2 separate regions of the Mus musculus genome follow, and region 2 is linked to region 1. A link is a loop called in an ENCODE intact Hi-C map of the cell type or tissue named here. Cell type or tissue: heart. All regions are shown on one strand. Each heading gives the region's core, and the rest is flanking DNA. Links, peaks and the distances in the headings are about the cores only.

Evidence for each region. Hi-C counts contacts between places; a loop is a spot of excess contacts. Peaks named below come from ENCODE experiments on the same cell type or tissue, not always from the same donor. Only the 100,000 strongest peaks of a DNase experiment are listed, where the experiment ranks them.
Region 2: it touches region 1 in a loop (2.4-fold over the local background); 10 of 42 quality-filtered maps call a loop at or near these places.

The regions. Positions count from the first base shown.
Region 1 is chrX:102,494,654-102,510,115 of GRCm38, reverse strand. Hdac8 (histone deacetylase 8) reads left to right here and starts at 4,958. Exons shown (of 11, transcript NM_027382.4): 1 at 4,958-5,162; 2 at 5,665-5,717; 3 at 10,164-10,294; 4 at 11,844-11,985. The coding sequence starts at 5,052. It overlaps Gm32262 (a long non-coding RNA gene), which reads right to left. Exons shown (of 14, transcript XR_003953070.1): 12 at 9,144-9,230; 13 at 7,974-8,415; 14 at 4,790-5,537. In heart, for the core only: no CTCF peak of the experiment used is centred there; a DNase peak (open chromatin) is centred at 4,965; H3K4me3 peaks cover 1,501 bases; H3K27ac peaks cover 564 bases.
Region 2 is chrX:102,642,815-102,655,775 of GRCm38, reverse strand. It overlaps Phka1 (phosphorylase kinase alpha 1), which reads left to right and starts at 11,530. Exons shown (of 33, transcript NM_008832.2): 1 at 11,530-11,929. The coding sequence starts at 11,852. It also overlaps the pseudogene Gm9109. In heart, for the core only: a CTCF peak has its summit at 11,469; DNase peaks (open chromatin) are centred at 11,125 and 11,505; H3K4me3 peaks cover 1,803 bases; H3K27ac peaks cover 1,413 bases; H3K27me3 peaks cover 1,256 bases.

The sequences.
Region 1 (15,462 bases), core at 3,406-5,905:
GGGCTTCTGGGAATAGGGGAGACCAGGAAAGGGGATAACATTTGTAATGTAAATAAAGAAAATATCCAATAAAAAAAGAACAGGAAAGGTCTGGGATGATAGCTCAGTTGGTAAAGTACTGACTGTTATACCTAAATTCAGCCCCAGACCCACATTTTAAAAGCTGGGCATGGTGACACTCATATAATTCCAGTGCTGGGGATGTGGGTGCAGATCCTTGGGGCTCGCTAGCCAACCAGCATAGCCTACTCAGCCAGTTCCAGGCCAGTGAGATACCATGTCACCAAAAACAAGGAGAATGGCACCTGAGAAGTTATGCTTCCAGAAATACGCATGCACTTTTGTTGTGTGACAGACTTTTCCTGGGAAGACACAATAAACAGTCTACTCATGACAGATAGGGAGCCCACAAAGGGCCAACATACAGATACCACCAAAGTCAAACTTTGTGAGCCACTGAGTTTTATTGAGGTTATTTATAGGGGCACCAATGACTCAAAGCCACATCACCAAAGCCCATGCCAACATGGATAACAGCTCACAAAGCCTAGAAATCTGGAGCACGCTGTATAGCTTATAGACAGCTCAACAAGTTGGAGAGTGTCCTTTTCAGGTGGCTCAGCTGGTCTTGGATTCTTCCAGGCAGTTGGGCTGATCTCTGCTTCTTCCAAGAAACTTGGCGAGGGACTCAGCAGTGTTTACTGCTGAGTAAACACTTAGGAGAGAGCTGGCCTAAGGAATCTGGTCAGTTTCAGAGACTTCCTAAGCTATTTTAAGTTGTTTATTTTCTGTCTTAAGGAACTTCCCTGCAGGAGGGGGAGTGTTTGAATCTTGGAAGAAACAGCTACCCAACAGTTCTGCGTGCACGCACACACATACACACTCACACCAAAGAGCAGAAAGAAAAGCCAGCTAGATAGATATTTAAGAAAGTTGAGACCAGAGATGGTGTTGAGAGACATGTACATGTATGTATTTTTTGATGGATGGAGCAAAAGGTCCCACGAACAAGTTCCACTGAGTAAGTGCCAGCACAGAAAAATCTCACTCATTTTGGATGAAAAATAAGCTTTAACCTTTATTGCTCAGAGAAAAAAAAAAGCTTCTACCTTTTTATTGTTGAAAGTAAGAAAGAAAAAAAAAAGCCTAAGTAAGAAAAACCCTTGTCCTCTTTATTGCTGAAAGAAAAAAAAAAGCCTCATCTCTCTACTGGTGAAAGAAAAACCTTTTCCTTTTTATTGCCGAATGAAAGAAGTCTTGTCCTTGTCAGTAAGAAGAAGCCTGCTTTCTATCCTAGTGCAATTAGTCCATGACACATGAAGGTTTACAGAACTCTAACTGCGGCTTTTATACTAATTAGGGCTCAAAATTACTCGTATACATTTAGGAATTCTATAAAATCATTATTAGGAATTATGAAATTATCAATTTTTCTACATAGCATCACCACAAGAGAGTACATTTTCATTGATCTGCAGAAAAGCTACCCAATAGGGTAGGCTAATGCTCAAGAATCATTAGAATATGTAATAATGACAGGAAACACACATCAGCAATAATAATCAAAGCTAAGATGAGATTTCTGAAGGCCCTGCAATTCAGAATTTACCCATTGCAGCCATGCAAACGCAGTGGGTCATCTCCAGGAAAATGACCTGCATTCTTTTAGCCTATCCTAGATGGCTCCTGACAAAACGCAATGGTACATACACACCAACTAGTAGAAGGAAAGGCCAGATACTGGAGTAGTAGCTTTGCTAACTGGGGCGGGTGTGGGGGGAATGCAGGTTCATTTGAGGCTTGTCTGAGGAATGGAGACAGGACTGAGAAGTTGCTGGTCGGTTGAATCTGCAGGTGAAAGTGCAGAAAGAGACGCAGAAAGCCCTTAGGTTTCTGGCTTGTCCAACAGGGACAGGTGTAAAAATGGAGAAAAGACTAGAAAGGACTTGGATGGGGAAATCAGAAATTTAGTTTTGAAAACATGAAAGTTATATCCAGAAGTTATAAGCTATAGTCACCAATTTCACCCATAGTACCCTGGCTATCTTAACCACTTATAACTTCATCTTTACTATTTTTTAGTATGGAAAAGTGTGTGTGTGTGTGTGTGTGTGTGTGTGTGTGTGTGTGTGTGTGTGTGTGTGTGTGTCTGTGTGAGACTCCTAGAGCACAAGACAATCATAGCTAGCAGCTGTGGACAATCGGAAGCAGCCCTATATCACACACCTGGGATTAAAACAACAACAACAAAAAAACCCATAACATAACTGGGTTTTTAAAGAAAGCAATATTCTCCCTACACTGCCCTCTAAGTTCTTCCTCCACACTGCCTTGTTTCTTTCGGTACTGCACAGATTAAGCACACACTCTCTCTGAACTAAGACCCTACTTTCTTATACTGGGACCGGTAGCCTTCTCTTCTCCCAGATTGAAAACTTCCCAAGGTTTCCAACAGCTCACTTTCATCTCCTTTACTCTCCCCATTATCCCAGCAGCAAGGCGGTCCTCTGAGCTTCCCCTGTACTCTGTGGTTTCCTTTTCTTCCCAGACTGGCAGCCTAATTTGACTCACTGATCACTCCATAACTAGACCGTTGTGGCATGCACTGCTCCAGTCTTTCAAGTTACTAATTTTCATACACACACAGCTGCTCTAGAATATTTTACTGAACATTATAAGGAATTTGGGTCTAGTTCACTTGCCTGGCAGACACGGGCCCGGGTTGCAATTCCAGCACTACAAAAACGCATTCCCATTTCGAAAAGGATGAAATATGTTTTCATTAGCCTAGTATTGAAGCCTTTCATGAACTTTCCTGTTCCACTAAAATAGAGTAGGGTTTTTTTAAATTGTTCATGGATTTATTTATTTTGATGTAGGGACAGGGTTTTACTAGTAGCACTGGCTGGCCTAGGCTGGTCTCAAACTTGTGACTCTTCTGCCTTTGTTTCTTGAATACTTGGATTGCTGGCACATGCCACCAACTCCAGCTTTCTTCTTTGTATTGAGATTGTTTCTATGTTATTAATTGTGTGTGTTGGGGGTGCTCCTATGCAACGGAGCATGCATATGGAAGGCAGAGGACAACTTGCAGGAGGTATTTTTTCACTTTCCACCATGTGGAATCCAGAGATTGAATTCAGGTCATCAAGCTTAGCAGCAAGTACCTTTACCTACTGAGAAATCTTGTCTGTCACAGTTCTTTGTATTTTTTTTAAATCTAAGCTGCTCCTTCCAGTCAGCATGCCCTCTCATCCTCACCAAGCACAGTATTGTGCATCTCATAAGATATTCTGAAATGCTAGTAAGAATCCTACTTAACCATTTATTGTTAAGTACTTTATGCCTATTAAGTAAGCTAAGTGCCCTCCATTCATTATCTGGCTCTGTTATTAATATGGTTTCAAATGAAGTAGCCTTATCTTATCTATTATAATGCAGATTCCCTGAGAGTGCAGTGTATCTTTGAATCCAAAGCTAAAGTGTACACTTAGTTCATAGAAGTGCTTAATAGTGCACTCAGTTCATAGAAGTGCTTGGGTAACTGAATGATTACAGTGCTTTGAACTAGTTCTATAGACAAATACAAATGAAGCATAACTTGTTCCATTCTAATTGGAGAACAAATGCATATCTCTCTCTCTCTCTCTCTCTCTCTCACACACACACACACACACACACACACACACACACACACGTACATACCTCAAGATTGCAAGAATATTAAGTATTGGGATACTAAATCGAATATTGACCACAGGTATAGCAGAAAGTCAACCTGGAAGCATCAAATTCACATAGTAAAAGGAGTATTTAGGTTTTGGGTGTTAGGTAGAGCTAATTTTGGATTGTTTTCCTACCTCAGTGTGTGACCGAGAATAGTTTTTACCCTCCAAAGTACATCTGCAAAGTGGACATGTTACAGCTTGCGTCATAGAACTGTTGAAAGGATTAAGATAATATCCAAAGTGCTTATCACGAAACAAAAGTTTAAAGCAAGCTTGTCTTTTAAAGAAAGTACAAATCTGGGCCTGTCTCGGAGGCCTCAGTGTGTCAGTTGAGGATGGTCTGAGTGCTGGGAGTCTGGGAATTGACCAGCTAGGCTCAGATCTTGTAGGCATCCAGAACCCCCAAACTTCTGGTGGAAATAACACTGCCTGGGGACACACTAACACCCTGTACACCAAACCTAAAACATTTGCCCTAACCGTTGTTTAGCTTCAGAAGCAAATGAAAGAAAAAGTGGCTGTGTGTTGGGGGATGGGGGAGGTGTGTTTTCCCACTACTTGGGAGAGAACCCTTGCTTTTCATCACATGAAAGCTCCACAGTCCCTGTCTCAGTTTTAGGAAGGTGACATCGGGTTTGTCAGAGTGGATTATTGGAGAGGCTGTTAATCTCTTTCAGACAGTGATGAAAAGTAGCGAACTAAAGTTGCAGCACGAAATTTACTCTGTAAACATTTCAAACAATCCTCAGCCTTAGCACCATTAGCTAATGTAGCTGGGTGGTGGTCTTGCCTGCTATTGAATGTATAGTTTACCTCTATTTAAATATTTAAATGATATTTGCAGTTTGAAAACTTAAAAGAGTTCAGACTCTTAGCGCCAAAACTTGAAACCACGTTTTTTTAGTGTTTAGCTGTGTTTCTTTCTGTTACCATACTCCTTTAAAACTACATCTCCCAGCATGCTTTGGAGCTGGTCTGACCTCATTTCAAATGGCCCCGTAGGGCAACAAGGCTGGTTACTTTTGACCGTGCTACTTGTGCCATGAAAAAATTGATCCCAATTGGCAGTTATTTGGTTTTTATATCTGTCAGGCACCTTTTTTGAACTGTGGTCATCAGTAGAAGGCATCTGGTCTGGAAGGGCCCATCCATCCCTGTAGTTGGACGAGGGACCAGGGAAACTGTCTCCGGCGATCTAAATAGGAGGGAATGTTGACAAGGGAGCACCGCTGGGGCTGAACAGAGGAGCAGGAACTGGAGCTCAGGCTGAGTCTGAAAACTGTTGGCTCCAGACTTTGGCTCGCGGACGGTTGGAAGTGGGAGATGGAGATGCCAGAGGAACCCGCCAACAGTGGGCATTCACTACCCCCGGTTTATATTTACAGTCCCGAGTATGTCAGCATCTGCGACTCCCTTGTGAAGGTCCCCAAACGGGTAAGAGAGGTCTGGATCAAAGACCACGGTTTGCGGGGATGGGGGTGGGAGGGTGTGAAAGGGAGTACATTAGGAAACGAGAAAACTGGACTGAAGGATACCTTCAGCAAAAATGTAACTAGCAGTGCCAGGCACGCCAAGCCGAGCAGAAGGAAGTGGTTCATTACCTTCAGAGAGCGCAGTGGGGCATCCAACGCTCGAGTGGGGGCGGGGGGCGGGGGAGGGGAAGGATTGGCGCAGAGGTGAGCGGAGTTACCAATAGGGGGTCCTGGACCACAAACTGTTAGGAGAGAGTATTCCATCACTTGCGTTAGTAAAGCTGGGGAGCTTCGAATCTTGGCGATTTTGAGACTCTGTGTTTGTCTTAAGTGTATTCTGTTAAAGTGACAGAAGGGAGAAGAGAGAAAGTAGTTAGTTCTCCGCGCAGGCTGTTGTTGTTAATGGCATTTCAGTACATTGAACCTTAAGGAGACTGCTCTGCCTTTCTTTGATGCTGTTTCAGGCCAGTATGGTCCACTCTCTGATCGAAGCCTATGCCCTGCATAAACAAATGAGGTAAGTGCGTTGACCTTTCTGAACATGATCATTTCTGAGGGCAGGCGTGTTCATAGCCTTAACACCTTGTCTCCTCCCAGTGGGACTAACCAGCGAGAAATGCTGCGTTCAAAAAAAAAAAAAAAAAAAAGCTTGTGTGGGAGTGGGGTGTTCATAGTCTTTGTTAGATGCTTGTACCGCCGGGAAAGCTTGAGAACAGTTGGGAAAGGCACACGAAGGGGTTAAGATCCCTTAGAAAAGAGACTTTGCTTCTAGACATGTGAGGAGGTGTTAAGCTGGAAAATGTTTTGTTTTATATTTGGTCTGGATTTTGTTTGTTTTCTAAAGCTAGATTTGGGGATGTGGGTTCAATTTGAGACTTAGATCTGCTACCCCACCCCCATCACCACCAAACTTTAACCTGGTCTCTGTTGACCACACAAGTAAAGCTAGCTACATCCTTCTCAAAAACAAGCCAAAAACAAGCTTTCTGTTGATTGCCAATTCTATATTTAATGTCATAAATGAAAGTATTATGGACCTGGCACATGTCAAATCAGGTTTTCTCATTACTGACCAACTACGTGACTGGCTAGATCACCTAATGCTGCATTTTCTTCACAGAAAGTAATATAATAGGTTTTCATATTTTATTCTTAGTATTAAGTCATTTTTAGTGTGTACATTCTTTTGGAATGTGTTGTTGTTTTGAGACAGAGTCTCACTGTGTAGTTCTGGCTAGCCAAGAACTGTTAACATCAACCAGGCTGGCCTTGAATTTACCAAGAACCACCTGCCTTGCCTCCCAGGTGCAGGATCAGCAGGTTTGCAGCACCATACCCTTCTAGGAATGTTTTCCTCCCTATGCTTAATTCCTATGGTCATCAAAATAACTACTTGTCTTTCCTTAAAAGTATTTTAACACTTTTCTGAGCCTGGTGGTACAGGCCGTTAATTCTAGGCCTTTGGAAGGCTGAGACAGGAACATCACAACTTCAAAGCCAGCTGGGTAACTTAGCCACACCCTGTCTCAAAATACAATTTTTAAAGGGGTTTAAGATAGTGTTCAATGTGTAGAACACTTGCCTAACATATAGGAGGTCTAGGCTCCCACACACAAAATTAACACTTACAAATATTTTATTGCAAACAAGATGTCAAAGCAAAGTCATTAGCTCGCTGCTGAGTAGTCAGTAGTCTTTCCTTTTAGGGTGAGTGAAACAGATGGGAAGGTGCTACAAGGCAACAATTAGAAAAGGCTGGGATGGCAGGGCGTGGTGGCGCATGCCTTTAATCCCAGCATTTGGGAGGCAGAGGCAGGCAGATTTCTGGGTTCAGCCTGGGTTCAGCCTGGTCTACAATGTTCCAGGACAGCCAGGGCTACACAGAGAAACCTTGTCTCAAAAAACCAAAAGCAACAAAACAAAACAAAACAAAACCTGGGATACATAAAACAAAAGCTTGTGTACAAAATTGAGACAATGTTTCTCTACATAGCCTACCTAGGCAGCCCTAGGACTCACTAGGTGAGACCAGGCTAGCTTTGAATTCACCGAGATTCCTCTGCCTCCCGAGTGCTGGGATTAAAGGTGTGAGCCTTTGTACTAGGCTCCTTGATGTTTTTATTTTAAACACTTTATTACATTGCATTTATTTCTTTTGATGGGGCTCGGGGGCCTGAGGGGTTGGTCAAGCGCCCCAGTACACAGGTGGAGGCTGGGAAAGAACCGGCAGCGGCTGCCTCTCTCTTTCTACCGTGCGGAGCCTGAGGAGTGAATTTAGTTTTTCAGTGACTGCCCCTGAGCCATCTTGCTGGCCCTAAAATTTTATTTTAGTGGACAGTTTGTTCATCTCTCGTGATATAAATGTGTACTTGAAGAAAAAACAAGAATCCTTGATTTTGTCTACATATTTAACTTTTGAGGTTGACCCACAGGATTTCAAACACCTTGGTTATACTAGTTGCCTAAATATCCTACCTGGACTAATTCGCAGTAAACTCATAGTTGTACTTCCATTCAGAAAACATACATGGCGCCGTTCTGTGGCTAGAGCAGTGCCCCTTCTATTTGAATGGGCAATCATCTTGTTAACATATATGTTCTTGGTAGAATACAAACTGGTTTACTAGGCTTAGGGTGAGACTTGGGCTCTGGCTTTCTAAGGAAGAAATGCCACGCTGCTTGGTGGCAAGGGTTAGAGAACATTCCTGCAGCAGAATCTAGAAGAAGAAATGGGAAATCAGCAGGGAGAAGCAAGAAAGTCCATGAAACTCACTTCCTTTATTCTTGTTCCGTTTGTCCTTTATTGTGAGGAGCTGATTGAGAGGGTCCAGGCTTTTCCTCCGTCTTTCCTTCCTCTGGGAGATAACTGTAAGAGACCGACTAATAGAAACTTTTTATATTAGCAGACTCTGGGGAGATAGCATAGAAAAAGTAAGAACATTTGTTGTACAAGCACTACGACCCAGGTTCCCCAGAATCTACGGGAAAGGCTGGGTTTCGTCACACGTACCTGTAAGCTCAATGTCTTGGCAGGGGTAGACAAGAGACTGAATAATTGGTGGGGCTTGCTGATCGCCAGTCTAACTCCAGGTTCAGGTTCAATGAGAGACTCTTTGTCTCAAGTGAATGTGCATGAGAGTTACAGAGCAGGACGTGTGGCATCCTTCTCTGGCCTCTGTGCGTGTACAGACTTGCAAACTCCCATGCATAGTACCCTGCTCAATAAATAAAACCTTTTTATATTTGACTTCTCTTTTTCTTTGAGACAGGGACTTACTGAAGTCAGTTTGATCTAGAACTTGAAATGTAGCCCAGGCTGGCCTCACACTCATCATCCTCCTGTACTATGAGTACAGATAATTGCTTCCATAGCTAACATGTTATCCTTATATATTATATATTTGGGGGTGGGTGAGAATCAACCATAGCGCCTTGTACATGTAGATTTTGTATGACTGCGCTACACCCCCAGTCCAATTTCCCTCCTTTTTACACTAGTACTGATGATCATTGTCCAAGAAGTTTGTTATATGTTATCATTCCATCTGTACATAAGGTCACTAAGTTGACTCATTTTATAAGTGAGAAAGCTGAGGTATAGAAAAATCAACTTGGGGCTACAGAGATGGCTCAGTGGGTAAAAATACCGACTGCTCTTTTGGAGGTCCTGAGTTTAAATCCCAGAAACTACATGGTGGCTCACAACCATCTGTAATGAGATCTGACGCCCTCTTCTGGTGTGTCTGAAGGCTGCTACAGTGTACTTATATACATTAAATAAATAAATAAATAAATAAATAAATCTTTGGGCCCGAGTGAGGAGAGGCAGCAGAGGCCCTACTTTCAATTTTCACAATCATCTGTACAGCTACAGTGTACTCACATACATAAAATAAATAAAATCTTTTAAAAAAAGAAAAAGAAAAAAGAAAAGTTAACTTACCTGAAGTTATAGAAGTAGGAAGTCTAGAGTTAGAAAAGGAATCCAGTTCTCTGGCTCCAAATTCTGACTGTTTGATAGCCACGCTGCCTGTTAAAAGAAAGATCCACAGGGATAGGGATACAAGGTTTAGCGCTAAACATCTGACCAAAAGGATTACTCAGTCCAAGTAGCAGTAGATTTAAATGTAAATAGCTTTGTCAGTTTGTCACACGAGATGTGACTCACAGAGTCAAGTTTATATTTTAGTCTTTTAAAAAATAGAGTTTTATATTTGCATATTTTGTATATATGAGTGTTTTGCCTGCATGTGTGTATGCATGCATTTTCTGTGTATGAGTATTTGCCTGCAGGTGTGTGCCTGGTACTTAGCCAGGTCTGATGAGGAGGTCATATCTGCAAATGGAGTTATGCATGGTTGTCAGTCACCATGTGGGTGCTGGGAAACAAACCTCAGTCTTCTGCAAGAGTAGCAACTGTTCTTAAACCCTGAGCCATCTCTCCAGCCCCAGAATTCTTTCAAAATGTTATTTTTTCTTTATCTATCTATCTATCTATCTAGGGGGATGTGTGGGCCGTAGAGCACATGTGGAGATCAGAGGGCAGTCAGTCGTCTCCTCCACAATCTGGGTTCCAGGGACTAAAGTCAGGTTGTCAGGCTTAGTGGCAGGGGCTTTTACCCACTGAGCCATCTTGCTGGCCCTGGGTTAGTGAGTTCTGTGTGGCTAAACCAGAGACCTTGATCCATGATTATCTGTTTTAGTTAAATACAATTCTTTTCAACTATGTTCCTTTACCTAAAAACTCAAAGGAAAGATCTGGCCTCTTGCCTCTCCTTGGTGGGATCAGTATCATAGATGGAAGAAGTGAAGGCTAAACAGTGCAGTGTGTGTTAATGACTTCAGTTCACGGGAACCAGAAGTTGCGAGTTGTCTTCTCCATTCACACGGTTGACTGCTGTTTCCAGCACCTTGCGTACTCTGGGTCTGACTCATGGTTCTATGTTCGCTCTATTATTTTTAGGATAGTGAAGCCCAAAGTGGCCTCCATGGAGGAGATGGCCACCTTCCACACTGATGCCTATCTGCAACATCTCCAGAAAGTCAGCCAAGAAGGTGATGAGGACCATCCAGACTCCATAGAATATGGACTAGGTAAGGTCTTCTCAGGCAACAGTGGAAGATCAATAGTCATCCCCCCCAGCCCCCGCTGTAGTTATATTGCTTATGTTAGTCTCTCCCTATGCATGTATATAGTGCATGTGTGTATGTATGTATGTTTGGGTGTGGCAGTGTGCATGTGTCTGCTCATACACACATGGAACTAAATGTCAACACTGGGTGTCTTTTTCACTCACTCTACACCTTATTTTTTGTTACAGAGGCTCTCATTGAACTTCAACCTTACCATTTTGACTAGGTTGGCTGGCCAGTGACTTCTAAGACTCTACTCATCTTCACTCCTCCAGTGTTGGCTTAGTAGACTGACTTAGTAGACTCCTACTTGGGTGGCAGGCATTGGACTGACTGAGCTACCTCCCTAACCTTAATACTTTCTTTCTTTTTAGTCTTTCTTTTATATTTTATGTGTATCCGTGTATGCCTGAGTGCATGTATGTGCACCACATGCATGCATTGCCAGTGGCGGTCATCAGAGGTCTTAGATCCCTTGGAACTGAAGTGATAGATACTTGTGAGCTGCCATGTGGATTCTCAGAATTGAACCCAGGTCCTCTGGAAGAGCAACCAGTGCTCTTAACTGCTGAGTCATCTCTGCAGCCCAATACTTTTTAATTAAAAAATTCTTTAACTGGTGTGTGTGTGTGTGTGTGTGTGTGTGTGTGTGTGTGTGAACATTATATATGTGTTACTGAGGATGGAACTCAGCCTTGGATATGCTAGCCAAGTACTCTGCCTTAGCTATATTCCTAGCCCCAACTGTTCATTTTAATCCCGTGGTTTGTTCATATTTTGTACACTATGTAAGTTAACTGCAGCTGAAGTGATGAGCCTGGTGGGGAAGAATCCTTTCAATGCTGCCGTCCTAATGGCAGCACTTAGGTCTACTCTGGCAATATGTGTGTGTGTGTGTGTGTACACATACATATGTATATGTGTATATGTTTATATGTGTATATATGCAAATCCAGCTTCCCTGTAATCATATATTTCAAATATAGATTTATTTGGTTTGAGTCTTTTTTAGTTTTATTTTTTGAAACAGTGTCTCACTACTGTAGCCCTGGCTGGCCTGGAACTTGTCTGTGTCTATCTTCCAAGCGCTGGGATTAAAGGTGTGTGTCACCATGCATGGCATGAAGTAAATATTTATATTCTGGCTAAGTTTCCTACCTTATCTTTCACTAACAGATTTATTAGGAAGATGGGTTTATAGAAGGACACCAGATTGGAAATCAAGACACTGGTCCAAGGCTTGGGTCTATATGACTACTGGCAAAATATATCACCTCTCAGGCCTTGATTGACTGCTGGTGGGATCTGAGAAGTTCATCTTGGAGGCTTAATCCTTTCTATGTCTTCCCTCCTGAACACTGGAGATGTGTCAGTCATTGGAGACGTGTCTGTCTCTATTGGAGCTGAGGTCAACTCAGAAGCTTCTTAGTAGACCATGCTGTTGTCATACCTCAACCTATTCTGCCTTCTCCAGATCATCTTTAACAGACTTCCTTGCTTTTGTCCCCAGGTTATGACTGCCCAGCCACAGAAGGGATATTTGACTATGCAGCAGCTATAGGAGGAGGTACAATCACAGCTGCCCAGTGCCTGATTGACGGGAAGTGTAAAGTAGCCATCAACTGGTCTGGAGGGTGGCATCATGCAAAGAAGTAAGAAAACAACCTATCTGCTTTCTGACCCTTTCCTCAGTCAGCCTCTCAGTTATATAAACCTGTGCATTTGTTGTACTGACACTCAAGGGAACCGTGTGTGTGTGTGTGTGTGTGTGTGTGTGTGTGTGTGTGTGTGTGTGTGTGTAGCATTTTATAAGGTGTTCTGAAAACATGCAAGTGAAGCTAGATGAGCTAGTATAGTGGAAAGCACTCAACGGAAAGTCAAGGTATCTGAGTTGTATGCTTTGTTTCCTGCAAACTTGGCTAAACCTCCCAATGCCCCAGTTTCTTCATCAGTAAAGCATAGAGCTAAACAGTCTACACAATTCCTTGAAAATTCCCTGTCTTGAGGATGTGGCTCTAGAAACAGGAACAGAATTGAAATAACCAGAGGACAATATAAATTATGATATTAAGGGAATGTGTATAATTATACAAGACAAATAGAAGAGCAGTAGGGAGAAGTTAGTCATGAAAGCCTTGGGAGAGGTATATGTATGTGAATATACTGTAGCTGTCTTCAGACACACCAGAAGGGGTGCGAATGTCCCATTACAGATGGTTGTGAGCCACCATGTGGCTGCTGGGAATTGAACTCAGGACCTCTGGAAGAGCAGTCACTGCTCTTAACCACTGAACCATCGCTCTGGCCCACTAAAGGAGTTTTTTAGTAAGTAGGCATTTGATGAGAATAGACATAAGAGAAGAAAACTTTAGAACAATCAAGGAGTTTTACATTACTCTATCCAGGGAAAGTGATAACATGGATATCTCTCTTTCTAAGGAAAAAAGTGGTTCTTAGGTGCTCTTTGCTTAGAGAAGGCCTTTTGGAGTGTGTGTATGTGTGTGTGTAACTTCCTACTCTGTCTGACATAAACTACAAGGTCTTAGTCCACATCTGGAATCTCAATGGCTGTGTTAGAAGTACTGACTACTTGTTAAGGAAGGGAGTCAGCTGGGTAAAAGACAGCAGCTGTCTTAGTAACTGCCAGTGTGTGCAGCCAACCAAGGCCTTGATCTTCAGTTAAAAACAAAACAACATTTGATTCTTTCAGACTGAAAGGCAGCACAATTTTCATCATATGCAAATTTACATAGTAGTATGGTATCCTTTTTGAAATGTATGGGTTTCCTAGCTAAAGGAGGCCTTGTGAAACTAAATATCTAGAATCTACTGCCCAGGCAGTAGAAAACTGATACTTTAGTAATGATTTTGCATGGTCTTAAACAAAGAGACCAACCTGCTTTTGTTAGTTTTTGGTTTACTTTTTAAAGTTTAAAACTAAAACAGGAGCTTTTCTTATTCAAGCAGAGAAGCTTGCTCTGCAGCCAGGGCTTCCCTGTCCTTTGGGCATGTAGAGGAAGAAAGTCCTACAGTGTCCCTGAGACGCTTGGCTCTGGCAAGTGTGCTGTCATTTCCCAAGTTTCCGACCACTGCAAAAGGCCTGCTGGGGCCCAGGTCAATTTCAAACCTTCCTACTTATACCACCATTTTCCAGCCAATGGCCATATATTTCTGTGGTATCAGTCGTGGCTGGCAGCATGCAAGTTCAGCTGTACTCATGTATCACTCACTGTTTTGGACAGCTTTCCATTCAGCTAATTGTCTGGAAACAGACAGACTTATGGTAAATGGAAAAGACAGACTTGTGGGGATTGAAAGACTTTGGACTTGCTTTAGGTCTGAATTCTGAGATGTTCTTGGCCCCCCTAGAGCCTCTCTGAAGCGGCTACAAGCTTATAAGCTTACATGAAGCTAGGCATGACCTGTTATTGTTACTAGAAATTTTGGAGATGCCCAACCTGGAGTGTCCCTTGTTCATGGGCAAACTGGGGTCTCCTCTTGTGTTTTTAGTCTAACTAATTAAAGAATTTAAGAATAGACTCAGGCTAGGCATAGTGACACATGTTTTTAATCGTAGCACTCAGGAGACAGAAGCAGGCAGGTCGCTTAGTTCTACTCCTGCTAGGACTGTGTAGTGAGATTCTGTCTCAGTAAAATAAAATAAGCTCGAGGACAATGACAATTATTAGTCTTTAAAAAGAAACCCTTTTAAATTGTGGTAGCTGTCAAGGAGGCTGCGAAAGAGGAAGAGAGAAACTCATGCCTTTTGTAAGCCAGCACACAACAGAAATGAGGGGTTGGGAATCAGGGGTAGAAATAACATCAGGGAAGAGTAAGAAAACACAGAGTATCTGGAAAAGCAGAATGGCCAGTATCTGAAGAGAGAGACACAGAGGGAGAGATTGATTGATTGATTGATTTGTTGATTGATACTTTTCTAAATGATTCAGAAAAGCAAGCAGGCTTAACCCAGCCAAGGTTTGAAAAGCAACTGCAGTGCAGGATGGGGGTGGGGGGGCGCGGGGGTGGGGAGGTGTGGCTATGACTTCTGGGAAGGAAAAGTACATCCTCTGATTAAGGATGTAATTAACTGTTACTCCCATCTATTTAGCATGCCTTTAGGTAGGCTCTTGGACTTGCTCCATTAACTCGTTTATTTTGAGTAACTTGGACTGTTAACTTAGATTCTGATTTCTTATCTCCTCCAGATATCCTAACAGTCTCTGCTCTAAAGATGTTGCCCTGACATCATTTAGGAGATAGGATGAAACCGAGGACTGGGTAAAACCCATTTCCATCGTGGAAAGCCAGAGATCCAATTCCAAAGCTGTCTACCAGATGCTCTTAGTGTCTGGACTGGAGTTCTGCTCACGGCCACACGTAGGCAGGCAGGGGTGCTCATTGGGAGGAGATAAGGAAAGAGAGCTCCCTTTTAGCACTTGGACATTCCTGGAATGGCTGCTTTTTGGGATCCCTGCCCTAAGCTACCCATCAAGTTTCTATGTCCTGTTCTCGTCACTGCAATCTCACTATCTATTTAAACCTCCTAGGTATACAGATTCATAGATCCTATTTATTTCTTAAACCAGCACTGATTAAACACTGCATGTCAGGTACAAGTTTCTTATCTTTAGTCATAAGATAGGGAAATTGAAGCCAACTTTATTTCCCCCCCACCCAAATGAAAAAAATCTTTATTTGAAAATATTCAGGTGCTGTCAGGGTTCTGTTGTAACTAGCTTCTCGAAAACTTTGGTAGTATTAAAATTGGGAAATATGTTCATACCTGTTGACTTGGTAACAATATTCTTAGACCTCTATTCTGAGGAAATAACCCAGTCTTGGGGATGGTACAGCATATCACTACATTTGAAAGTTAAATAAGAGTGATTTTCAGAAATTCTACTAAAGGGCAAATGCTACTAAATATTAGAAATATCAAATTAGAATAAAGAAAAGACTGGCCTAACCTAGTATGATCCTCAAAGAGACCAATTCTGTCTAAGTTTGTAGAAGATACATTGTGAAAGTTAGCTGCCTTCCTGGCTATGCTGAGCCTTGACCAAATTCCTCTTTCCTTTTCCTCATTTTCTCTCATTGTGAACACAGGCAGCTTGACCAAGTCCAGT
Region 2 (12,961 bases), core at 10,462-12,961, 140 kb before region 1:
ACCAATGCTATCGTCCTCAGAGTGGGCCAGCACTGCCGTGTAGTGGAGACAGACCTTCAGGTGGTCCACAGACTTGAAGTCATGAAACTGCAGTGGGCACTCCTTCAGCTCGCTCAAGGCCCAGAATGTGGGACCCTCCCTGGAATGTTCTGAGGATTAAGAGGTGATGCTCATCAAGTACCCTGTTCAATGCCTGGCACAGAAGTGGGCCTAAATAACTTTTTTAATTTAAAAAAAGGTTACAAAAGACAGAGAAGAGAACTGTCACTTATAAGAACAAAAGTGTTGTCTATTTCTTTTTCTTTTTCTTTGTATTACAATTAACATCATAAGAGAAAAGGACTGAAGCTAGGAAGAAAGCTCACTTTATGAAGTGTTTGTCCCATGTCTTAGTTAGGGTTTTACTGCTGTGAACAGACACCATGACCAAGGCAACTCTTATAAAGGACATTTAGTTGGAGCTGACTTACAGGTTCAGAGGTCCAGTCCATTATCATCTAGGCAGGCATGATGCAGGAGGAGCTGAGAGATCTACATCTTCATCTGAAGGCTGCTAGTGAAAGACTGGCCTCCAGGCAGCTAGAATGAGGGTCTTAAAGTAGACACCCATAGTGACACACCTACTCCAACATGGTCACACTTACCCCAACAGGGCCACACCTCCACTCCCTGCACCAAGCATATACAAACCATCACATCCCATAAACACGAGGATCTGAGTTTGATCCTCAGAATCAAACTAAATTTCAGGCACAATAGTATGGTTTGTGATCTCAGCTCAGGGAATATGGAGACAGGTGGATCCCTTGGGGCTCACAGATCAGCCAGTCTATGCTAATCAGAGAGCTCCAGGGTTGTCTCCGAAATCAAGATGTATAGCACCCGAAGAACATCTGGTACTCATGTACATGTGTACACCCATCCCACCATACATAGAAAAGAAAAATCATAAAAACTATTACACTAGCCAATTGGACCACAACTATATCTTTTTAAAATTAGTACAGAGGAAAAAAATCTTTGGTTAATTTTTAATAAAAACAAAGTAACAAGTTTCATATGACATTTTCATTTTCATACATAATTTTTTTTATCCTTTTTGCTCAATATGCTGACCCATCCCCTGCACTCTCTTGAATCATCCCACTCCAGGAATCCTCTTTCAGCTTTCAGGGTATTATTACCCTTTTTTTTTTTTTTTTTTTTTGGTATTTTGCCTGAATGTATGTATGTGTACCACATGCATTTGTGGTGTCCAAGGAGGTCAGAAGAGGGTATCTAATCCCCTGAAGCTGGAGTTAAAGATGTTTGTAAAACATCTCAGTTTAAGAATGTGAGTGCTTAGAACGAAACCCAGGCCCACTGTAAGAACAATGCATGCTGTGAGCCATCTCCCAGAAAACCTGCCCATTTTTTTTAAATTTGGTGTTATTTTTTGTTTTGTTTTTAAAGGCAAGGTTTTCTCTGTGAAGCCATGGCTGTCCTGGAACTTGCTCTGTGTACCAGGTTGACCTCAAACTTAGAGATCCACCTGCCTCTGCCACTTCTTAGCAATGTGTAGCCCAGGCTGGCCTCAAATGCGTGATGAACCCCCTACCTCCTCCTCCTTAAGCAAATCCTACCAGTGTGTCCCACTACAATCAGTTCTTTTTTATTTACTGATAATAAATGATACGGAATTTTAAAAAGATTTTATGTATATGAGTACACTGTAGCTATCCTCGGACACACCAGGAGAGGGCATCCGATCCCATGGATCCCATTGTGAGCCACCATGTGAGCCAGTTGATTGCTGGGAATTGAACTCAGAACATCTAGAAGAGCAACCAGTGCTCATAGCCACTGAGCCATCTCTCCATCCCCTGAGAAATTTATTTTAAGCCAACACTTTGATATTAATATGACTTATCATTTATTTTTCTATTTTTTCTTTTATTGAAAATAGATTTTTGCCTCATGTAATATATCCTGATTACTGTTTCCCCTTCTTCTATTCATCCCAGTCCTCATTTCCTGTACCATCCAGATCTTCTCCTTGTCTGTCTCTCATTAGAAAGCAGTCTTCTAAAGGATAATGATAAAATAAAATACAATAAGATAAAACAAAGAATTGAACCGAAGAAACAAATAGAAGAAAAGAGCCCAAGAGAAGGCACAAGAAATAGAGACTAACCCATTCACACAATCAGGAATGCCATCAGAACAGTTAACTGGAAACCATGATATATATATACACAGAGGACCTGGTGCAGACCCATGAGGGCCCTTACATGCTGCCTCAGTCTGCAAATTCATATGTCCTTTGATTACGTTCATTTAGAAGGCCTTGATTTTCTTTTATGTCCTCCATCTACTCTGGCTCTTAACACTTTCTGCCTTCTCTTATGTAGGGTTCCCTGAGACCTGAGGGGAATGATCTGCTGTAGACATCCTGTTTAGGACTAGGTGTTCTAACATCTCACTCTCTGCATTATGTTTGGCTGTGGGTCTTTGCATTTGTTCCTATCTGTTGCAGGAGGAAGCTTCTCTGTTGATGGCTGAGTAAGGCACTAATCTATGAGTACAACAGAATGTCACTAGGAGTCATTGCATTGCTCCTTTTTTTAGAACAGTAGTAGTACTTGGTCTTACCCTAACCCCTGGAGCTATCTAGTCCCATGTTCTTGGACACCCAAAGTTATTATTGATTACTCTCATAATATTTGTGCCACCATTGCTGTGGTGGCTATTCTCAGTTGCCAAGTTGACTGTATCTGGAATGAACTACAGTCCAGAAATTGAGAACACACCTGTGACCCAGATCTTGACGTGGGAATGACTCACACTTTTAATCTGGATCAACACACACCTTTAATTCAGATCTTGAGGCATGCCTTTAATCTGGGCCATGCCTTCTTCTGGAGGCCTATATAAGGACCATGGAAGAAGGAAGGGTTTATTCCTTCTTTGCCTGTTTGTACTTACTTTGCCAGCTTATCTGTTGGAGCCTACTTATACAGGATTCCTGCTTATACAGAAGACCGGTTGAAACACTCAGCTTCATGGGACTGAGCAACTAGTAGTTTCTTGGACTTTCCATTCACAGCTGCCCATTGTTGGGTTAGTTGGAATGCAGCCTGTAAATCATTCCAATAAATTCCCTTCATACACACACACACACACACACACACACACACACACACACACACATTCATTCCATAGTTCTGTGACTCTAGAAAGCCCTGGCTAATACAAGACACCATTGCCAATCAAAAGGTTTATTGGGTTGGTGTTTACATTTTTCTTTTGGAAGTGTGCAGAGAACCTTCCTCTACCAAAAACTCTAGAACACAGACCATAGTACATGTACACACTGTACTGGCTCAACTTCTCCATAGTCAGTAATTTGTGTAGATGTTGTATTCAGCAATAGGGCCTTGCTGACAGCTTGTGGAAAGCAACCTGTAGACTTGGTAGCAGCCTGGATTGTTTGAAGATTACAATGGGACACCCCATTGGCCAGCAACTCAATTAGATGTATGTGATCCTCCCTGTCCCCAGGGATTGTTATGCCTCAATCAAGAGACCACCAGGGACCACAACTCTGATGCAAGCACATGACAGTCTTTATTCAAGTTTGGTCTTGAGTCACAAACCTTCCTGATGCAACAAGTTAGGAAAGTTACACCCATGTCTAGGGACTTAGGGTTTATATAGGGAAAAAATTGGAAGCAGGGACTTCCAAGCCTTGGTATTACATGATTGGGTATGTGGGTAAAGGAATGTTGGCCTTTAAACTGATTGGTGCATAACATATGTTCAAACAAGGAGAGACCACACATCTAAAAGGGGCATCTTGACCTAGGAACAACTCATGTTTTCTTAACTCATCCTATTATTGTGACCAGATTATCCTGTTAGTGTAAGCTGACCACAGCTGGTATGTCTATTTTCAACTGCTGAAAACACTTTGTGGTCTCTTTCTCTAGGGGCCCAAGGGTGGGGGCCATGTCACTCTGTGGACAAGTAACTTAAAATGGAGTTTGGAGAGCAAGATGGAGTTTGTCCTGCTATTTTGATCTCTTCAGAATCATAATTAGCCCACAAGGGCAAAGGGAACAGAGACAATGGATGGAGGAGGGATGGTGGTCAGAAGTCCAGTGAGTACATAAGAAAAGTGACACCTGGACCAGGAAGAATAACTTTTCTGGGGGTGATTCAAGGCTTATATAATTTGGGGATGGGGGATCAGAATATTCAGGATGGACAGAATATTCAGGATTGGTTGAAGGCTTATGATACTCAAATGCATACAGAAGGATTTCAGGAATTTCAGGTGCTAGCCCAACAGGTTCTTTTGAGGAGAAAGTAAGTTGAACATGTAATCTTAACCAAGGCTATGTGACATTCTGCAGATAGAGATGTGTGGGATTTTTGAACTCCCCAGACAAGGTCAGAGAAGAGAAGCCCTGCCAATGAAAGTAGTCCTCCATTATACACCAAGTTCAAAATGTTATCCCGTCAGTGGTAGACTTCCACCTTAATTAGCAGGAGTTTCCCATAGATTTACCCCAATTCTGGCACTTGAAGCTTCTTGTGGTGGCAAAAGATGGTTTGGTCTCCCCCATTATTTGGTGATTTTATTTAGATCACTTTCATATGTGTTTGTATTTTAGGAAGCTTCTACTGTAATAGGTTTCCATACTACCCTTCCAATGTCCCTTAATTTTAGTGGTCTCTACCCGTCTTCACTCCCTAATTTTTCTCTCCCCTCCCCACTTGATCTTCCTATTTCATCCCCCATCCATTTATAGTTATTTCACTTTCTTAGACAGATTTGTCATCTCTAGTCCCTTACTCTACACCTAACTTCTGTGGTTCTATACAGACAGTATTTGGTTATCATTGACTTGACAGCTAATATCCACATATAAGCAATAACATACCATATTTGTTATTCTGGGACTAGGTTACCTCACTCAGGATATTATTTTCTAGTTCTGTCCATTTACCTGTGAACTTCATAATTTTATTTCTTTTAAAGGCTGAAATAATATTCAATTTTGTAAATATTCCACATTTTTCTTTATCCATTCTTTTGTTGTGGGACATTGTTAAGGCCTGGGTAATGCCTGCCTGTCTAGCCAGCCATCTTATGCTGTTACTAATGTTATAAGAAAACTTTCTCCTGTGCAATTACTAGGAAATTTTCTTATGCCCACGTTGGTTGCATATTCTGTTATACAGGTCAGTTAGAACTGCTCTGTATAGGTAGCTACAATAAGCTTGGACCCAAACCAACCACCCAACAGCACTTCCTGCACCTGTGTATGAGCTTTTATGGTTTTTGCCTTTATAAACTGACCCTGGGATGGACCTCAACATAAGAAAATATCTGTACCAATGTAAGAAGCCATCTGAAGTAAAATTTCCATTTTGACTAGAGGTTGAGAAAAGTTTTAAGTTCTGAAGAACTCCCTGGGAATTAACATCTTACTTGGCAGAAAGAGTTGTATATATGAAATCGTGGTTGGCAAGTTAAGATATGAATGTTAGGCAAGGTAAGTCCCCTGCCACAGTTGAAACTCTCAACTAGTGGGAACAGGATACGTATACAACAAAGACATGTTCCTAAAGTCTTCTATCCCTAAATCCTGATTGGTGAAATAACTTGGCACAGATGTTTGTGGATTTCAGGCTTAAAAGCCCTGTAGGATTCTGGCTCATAGTCAGTCACAGTCAGCTCCTGATTATAGTCTGCGGTCCAGGAGAGAATGCTCGATAACCTATCCCCGTGTGACTGAGATTGGTGTACGTGTGGTTTGTGGAGCAACTCCTGGACCCCAACAGACATCTAGGCTGTTTCTAATTTCTGGTTAATTTGAATAGAGCCACAATGAACATGTTTGATCAAATGTTTGTGGTGGTATAGGTGGATCTTGAGGTAGTTCAAATCCCATCTTTCAGAGGAAACAACACAGTGATTTCCATAGTGGCTGTACAAGTTTGTACTTTCACCAGCAATGAATGAATATTCCTCTCATTCCACATCCTTGGTAGCATAAACTGTCATTTGTTATATTGATCTTTGACATTCTGGGAGTAAGATGAAATCTTAAAGTAGTTTTGATTTGAATTTCCCTTATGTCTAAGGGTATTGACCATTTCTTTAAGTATCACTCTGTCATTTGAGTTTCTTGTTTTGGGAATTCTCTGTTTAGACCTGTACCCTATTTTTTAAATAGGTTATTTGTTTTATTGATGTCTAGGGTTTTTAGTTATTTTTATTTTACTTTATTTTTTAAAGTATATTTTGGATATTAGTCCTCTGTCAGATGTGGAGTTGGTAAAAATCTTTTACCATTCTATAGGCTGCCACTTTGTTCAAATGATGGTGTGATGGCTATTCCCAATTGCTAACTTGGCGGCTATATCTGGAATAAAGTACAATCCAGAAATTGAGGGCAAACCTGTGACTCAGATTTTGAGGCTGGAAGACACATGTGTTTGTTGTTGTGGTTGTTGTTTATTAGGTATTTTCTTCACTTACATTTCAAATGCTATACCAAAAGTCCCCCATACCCTCCCCCCCAACTCCCCTATACACCCACTCCCACTTCTTGTCCCTGGCGTTACCCTTTACTGAGGCATATAAAGTTTGCAAGACCAAGGGGCCTCTCTTCCCAGTGATGGCCGACTAGGCCATCTTCTGCTACATACGCAGCTAGAGACACGAGCTCCTGGGGTACTGGTTAGTTCATATTGTTGTTTCACCTATAGAATTGCAGACCCCTTTAGCTCCTTGGGTACTTTCTCTAGCTCCTCCATTGGGGGTTCTGTGTTCCATCCAATAGCTGACTGTGAGCATCCACTTCTGTGTTTGTTAGGCCCCTGCATAGTCTCACAAGAGACAGCTATATCAGGGTCCTTTCAGCAAAATCTTGCTGGTGTATGCAATGGTGTCAGCGTTTGGAGGCTGATTATGTGATGGATCCCCGGGTGTGGCAGTCTCTAGATGGTCCATCCTTTCATCTCAGCTCCAAACTTTGTCTCTGTAACTCCTTCCATGGGTGTTTTGTTCCCAACTCTAAGAAGGGGCAAAGTATACCCACTTTGGTCTTCGTTCTTCTTGAGTTTCATGTGTTTTGCAAATGACACATGTGCTTTTAACCAAGATCTTGAAGCACACCTTTAATCTGGGCCAAATCTTCTGCAAGAGGCCTGCATAAGGACACTGGAAGAAGAAAGGCTCACTCTTCTCTGCTTGCTGCACTTACTTGCCAGAACATCTGTTGGAGCCTACTTCTTCAGGATTCCAGCTTATAATAGAAGACCAGCTGAAACACCCAGCCTCATGGTTCTGAGCAACTACTAGTTTCTTGAACTTCACATTTATAGCTGCCTATTTTTTGATTAGTTGGCCTGAAGCCTGTAAGTCATTCATATATATATATATATATATATATATATATATATATATATATGAGCTCCTGAAACATCTCCACCCACCTCACTAAGTTCTCATTGGTGGGTCACTACCATGCCAGCCCCATGGTTCAAATCCCCCTGGCCTTTGTGATGCATAGCTGGCAAACCCACACTTTGCCTCTGTACCTTTCTCTCTTGAACCCAGTTGAACTGCTGTGTGAAGGAAAACACAACACAAACTTAGTTCAGAAATGACAGTAACAGCCAGGCATGGTGGTACACACCTTTAATCACAGCACTCGGGAGGCAGAGGCAGGTGGATTTCTGAGTTTGAGGCCAGCCTGATCTACAGAGTGAGTTCCAGGACAGCCAGGGTTATACAGAGAAACCCTGTCTCAAAAAAAAACAAAAACAAAAAACAAAAACAAACAAACAAACAACAACAAAAATGACAGTAACTCAATCGCTGGGTGCAGCAACTAAAATTCTAATCTTGTAAGCCTTATTAAATCTAAACCCTTTGGTGGCAAATCCTGACAGATCTATCACTGAAACTGGGAGACACTCATAGCTACATCTTGTCCTCACGCTATCCCTGTCCAAAAGGACCTAATTCTCTCCTGCTTCCTCTCTTCCTCCGACCAACCAGGAAGTCCCTCCTACTCTCCCAGTGATTGGCTCCTTTATTCATTAGGGGATTGGTTCACAAGAAGTCTCCTGAGTATGCTCCTTGTCTGCAACCCTTCCCAGGAGAGTGGAATTAGCATCAAAATACAAACAGCACCAGGTCCATCCACAACATTTCCATCTTCTGATATCTTCTCTAATTTCTCCTTCAATGTCTTAAAGTTTTTAAGTTTACAAGACTTTTACTTGTTTGATAGAGTTACCCCAAATAGTTTATATCATTTGAGGCTATTGTGAAGTATATTGTTTCCCTGGTTTCTTTCTTGGTTCATTTGTCATTTGTATATAATAGGAATACTAATTTTTCTGATTTAATTTTATATCTGACTACTTTGTGGGAAGTATTTATGAGCTGTAGGTGTTTCCTAGTGGAATTTTTAGGGTAACTATGTATACTATCATATCATCTACAAATAAAGATACTTTGACTTCTTTTCCTATTCGTATCCCTTTGATCTCCTGCAGTTGTCTTAATTCTCTAGCTAAGACTTTAAGTATTGTGTAAGTTTGAATTATCCTGGTCTACTTGGCGAGTTCCAGACCAGCCTGGTCTACATAGTGAGCTCCAGGCTATTCAAGAATGTAAAGAGACTCTGACTCAAACAAACAAACAAACAATTAAAAGAAAAGGGAAGAAAAAAGGAGTTCTGGGAGATGGCTCAGATATTCAGACCCCCTGAACCTATGTATAAGCTTGATGTGGCTGTGTTCAACTGTAACCCTAGCACTAGGGGGAAGGAAACAGGTGGATACTTGCTAGAAACCTAAAATAGTGAGTTCTAGCTTCAGTGAGAAAGCTCCTCTCAATACATAAGGTGGCAAGTGAAAGAAAAGGACAGCCACCTTCAACCTCTGGTTTATTTTTTTCTCTCTCTTCTCTCTCTCTCTCTCTCTCTCTCTCTCTCTCTCTCTCTGTCTCTCTTTCATCTCTCTCTTACACACACACACACACACAAGATGCACATGTACAGATGCATGTGTACAAATACAAACACACAAAATAAAGAAATAGCAAAATTTTAAAAATACAAACAAAGCAATAGTACATTTTATATGCATATTTCCAAATAAATATATTAAGAATCAACTTGAAAGGATACAAATCAATCCAATAATGGTGGCTACTTTCAGAAGGGGAACAAAGAAGACTATGGTAGAAGATATTAAACAGAGAGAACTGGATTTAACTTTATTTGTAATATTGAAACTCTTAGGAAGAGTTAACTTTCATATTATTTTGAACACTATACAACATGGACATGCATCAAAAACATCACACAGTATCCCATAAATATGTACAACTTTTACATGTTGATGATTTTAAAAAGAAGCAATGACTTCAGACTGACAACTATAATTTGATTTATAATTAGATATATCTAAAAAATAAGTGCCTGTGAGACCTGGAAACATATATAAAAGGAGTCAACGAAACCAACATGGAAGATCACACTTCCAACTAGTTAATTTTTATGTGTCTTCATTTCTCCACCTCTAAGATAGGTTTAATTATTAATACATTTCAATGAAACCCCCTATTTTGTACAACTAATATATATTAATCAGAAGTTTATCTACTTAACAGGGCCATTATATAAGGTATATAATAAAAATTCCAACTTATTAAAGGGAGAAAATGTAGTGTTCGGGTTAACATAAGCTGTTACAGTTTTGTTTCTCAATATCAAACAGCATCCTGGTTTTCATGCACCAAGCTCTTGTGAGGTAGTCAGCATGAGTCAGCCTCCTGGGTCTTACTGGTTCTGGGACACTGAGCAGATCAAGTTTCTAAGACTACAAGACTGAAAGTCTAAATTGGACCAAGGATAAAAGCACCAGGGCAATGCCAGCCAACAGGGTCTGCTGATAGCCAGCTAGCTATCATTCTTAGTGATGCCACACCTCTGCCATTCCTAATCCAGTCATGCTATCATGAGGTGAAGGGAGGTCTATGCATAAGGAATATAAAGAGTAGAAAGAAGATAGTGGTGTGGGGAATTATGATTTCAATATTTTATTTCACCTTTTTGTATTTTGCAATTTTTCTTTAATGATCATATACTACTTTAATGTTTGAAAATGTGCTTAAATATCAAGGTGAAGAAAAACTAGACGACAGACACTTGAAGGGGACCAGGGTAGAGAAAAAGGTTTCTGAGCCTATAGTCTGAGTGAGGGCAAGATATCAGGGAGTTAGGGGCATAGGCAGGAGGGTGTTCTCTCCAAACCGAACTCCCTTTCCCAGTGTACTAAGGACATGAAGTGCTGTACTGGCCAGCCATCGCATTTGCGTAGGTTGTGACTGCAATGGGAAACTATTTGCTGGAGAAGTCCGTGCCACTGTGTTGAACTGCATCATTGACTGGCTGTTCAACCTGAGCACTTGAGCACTCACCTTTCATCACCATTATCAGATATTCACTAGTCACCTTCCAAGGTGCCTGACTATACGCTATACTGCCTGAGGAAGAAGCTGCAGCAGAGACAAAGGTGGCAGTGGCGCAGAGGCAGCTTGTAAGAAGAGAAGAAACTTAGGAGAGGAAAAAAAAAATAGAACGAAAATGCAAAATCACTGTGGGCAGAGTGAGGTGGCCAAGGAAGGCTTAGATTTAGAACTTGAAAGGTCAAGAGACAGTCTTATTCTCTTACCCGGCAAATCAGAAAGCAGGTGGTACTCCTGCTGAGCCCAGAAGAAGTTTGGGAGGGCTATGAGTAAAGGTTAGGGGTTGGGACAGTAGAGCTCGGAAGCATAAGCCCTTTGGGGACCGCCTGCCAGAGGCAGATTCCTCAAGCTCCTCACTGTATCCTCGGCAGCCTTCTTCCCCAGCCCTCCTCAGTCACTTTAATTTCAGCTGAATGTTTGTTCTTTGGGCCTAGTCACCTATACTTTACGAGGAAGCTTTCCAAAGCAGATAACTCCCACTGTCAGCTGTCCCATCAAGAGCACCCTCAGCCACTGCTTGGCTCCCTATTCTGCTCTCAGCCTGCCTGACACTTGCTTCCTCAAAGCTCCCTAACCGCTGCGGATTCGCGCATCTTTAAGGAGGAGCTAAAGAACTCCTTAGGGAGCTGGGGGTTTTTGTTTGTGTGTTTATTTGGTTGGTTGGTTGGTTGGTTGGTTTCAGAGTGTGGCGCTTAATCCGACTTTTTGCTCCTGAAGATCCGGAAATGGAATCGTTCAGTCCCAGTCTCTCAGTTTTGAAGAGTTCCTGAGGGTTCCTAAAACTAGTCCTTCAGAAGTAAGAGCAACAGCCTGTGCGCACAACCGTGCAAAATTAAAATAGTCACTTGTAGTGTTTCGAAAATAACTCCCCCGGGGGGGCGGGGAGAGCACAGCGCCTCGGGCGACACATTCTGGGCGGAGGGTGGCGGGCTACTGGCCCGTGGGCGTAGCGCGCAGCTGCAGGACCCACGCCCCGCCCCCGCACGCTCGCCAAGGGAGGCGGCACCCGGGGCGCTGACCCGCTGCTGTCGCCGGCCTTCAGTCTCAGGGCCGCCCCGGTCTCCTTCAGTCAAGCGGAGGATGCCGGTGCGCCACCCGGGGACCACGGGAGACTGAGTGGAGACGGGGTCTTTGCCGGCCGAAGCCTAGACCGCGGGAGGCTGAGCCGCGGCCTGAAGTGGACTCTGAGGCCGCCGGAACCAGGTGACGCGCGGGAACCATTGGCCACACGAGCAAGGGAGCGTTTAGAAGGTTTCCGTAGGCCTGGCGTCCGAGCTTCCCGTGTGTGCAGTGGGGGATTAGGGACGTGGCACCATGAGGAGCCGCAGTAACTCGGGAGTCCGCCTGGACGGCTATGCTCGGCTGGTGCATCAGACCATCCTGTGCCATCAGGTAAGTGTAGGTAAGGGTGAAGTGTGAGCTCCGGACACTGACTCTGGGTGAACCCTGAACGCATTTGTCTCTGGAGAGACCTTAAAGGATCCCGAAGGAAAGTTGCATGTTGAACTTGGAGTAAAATCAAAGTGTGGCATGGAGAATCACAATCCCCCACCCTCGACCCCTCTGCAGTGATTCCAGAGTGATGGTTTCTGAGCTCAGACAGAATGCCACCCCTTCCCCCAACTCCCCACCCTCCCAACTATGGCAGGATTCCAGGGACAGAGTTTCAAGAAATAACACTTTTTTATTGCCCTCACCCCAGGTTTGGGCCATCTACTTCCACTCCACTTCCCCAAAGATGTATGAGAACATAGAGCATCCTAAGAGACCTTAGACTACTGTGAAGGTCAAGGCACTTTGTACATACTTTTAAACAGTTTTGCACAGTGGCTCAGGCTGGCCTTGAACTTGGGATTTTCCTGCCATAGCCTTCACAGTTTGGACAACAGACCACAAGCCAGTGGGTTTTTTTGTTTGTTTCCTAAGCCGTTGTTGTTTTATTTCTTCCTTTGTTGAGAGGATTTTACCTTGTAGCCCATGCTGACCTCAAACTCCCCATCCTCGAGCTTCATCTCCCCATTGCTGGGGTAACAGGTATGCGCCACTGCACCTGGTTTATATGTGCTCTTTGGAGTTGTTGGTTTTTGAAACCAAGTCTGTCTTTGTAGCCCACGATGGCCTGAAACTCACTATGTAGCTGGCCTCGAAGGAGCGTCAGTCTGGAGAATTATAGGCTATAAGGCACTGCACCTGGCTGTATATATTTCTAGATTTCTTTCCTACTCCTTTACTTCAGACTTTTCGTTGCTAGTTGAATTTAACTTTTATATTTATTTTTCTTTTAAAATGCACTTAGTGGCATCCTTAGTACTACATTTGATAATACCCCTAATAATGCCTTTATTTTAATAATACCTGTGTTTTGGACTTGTAAGCTTTCAGCCAGCTCTTTCCTTATTCTTAAGATAGTGCATGGAAATAGAA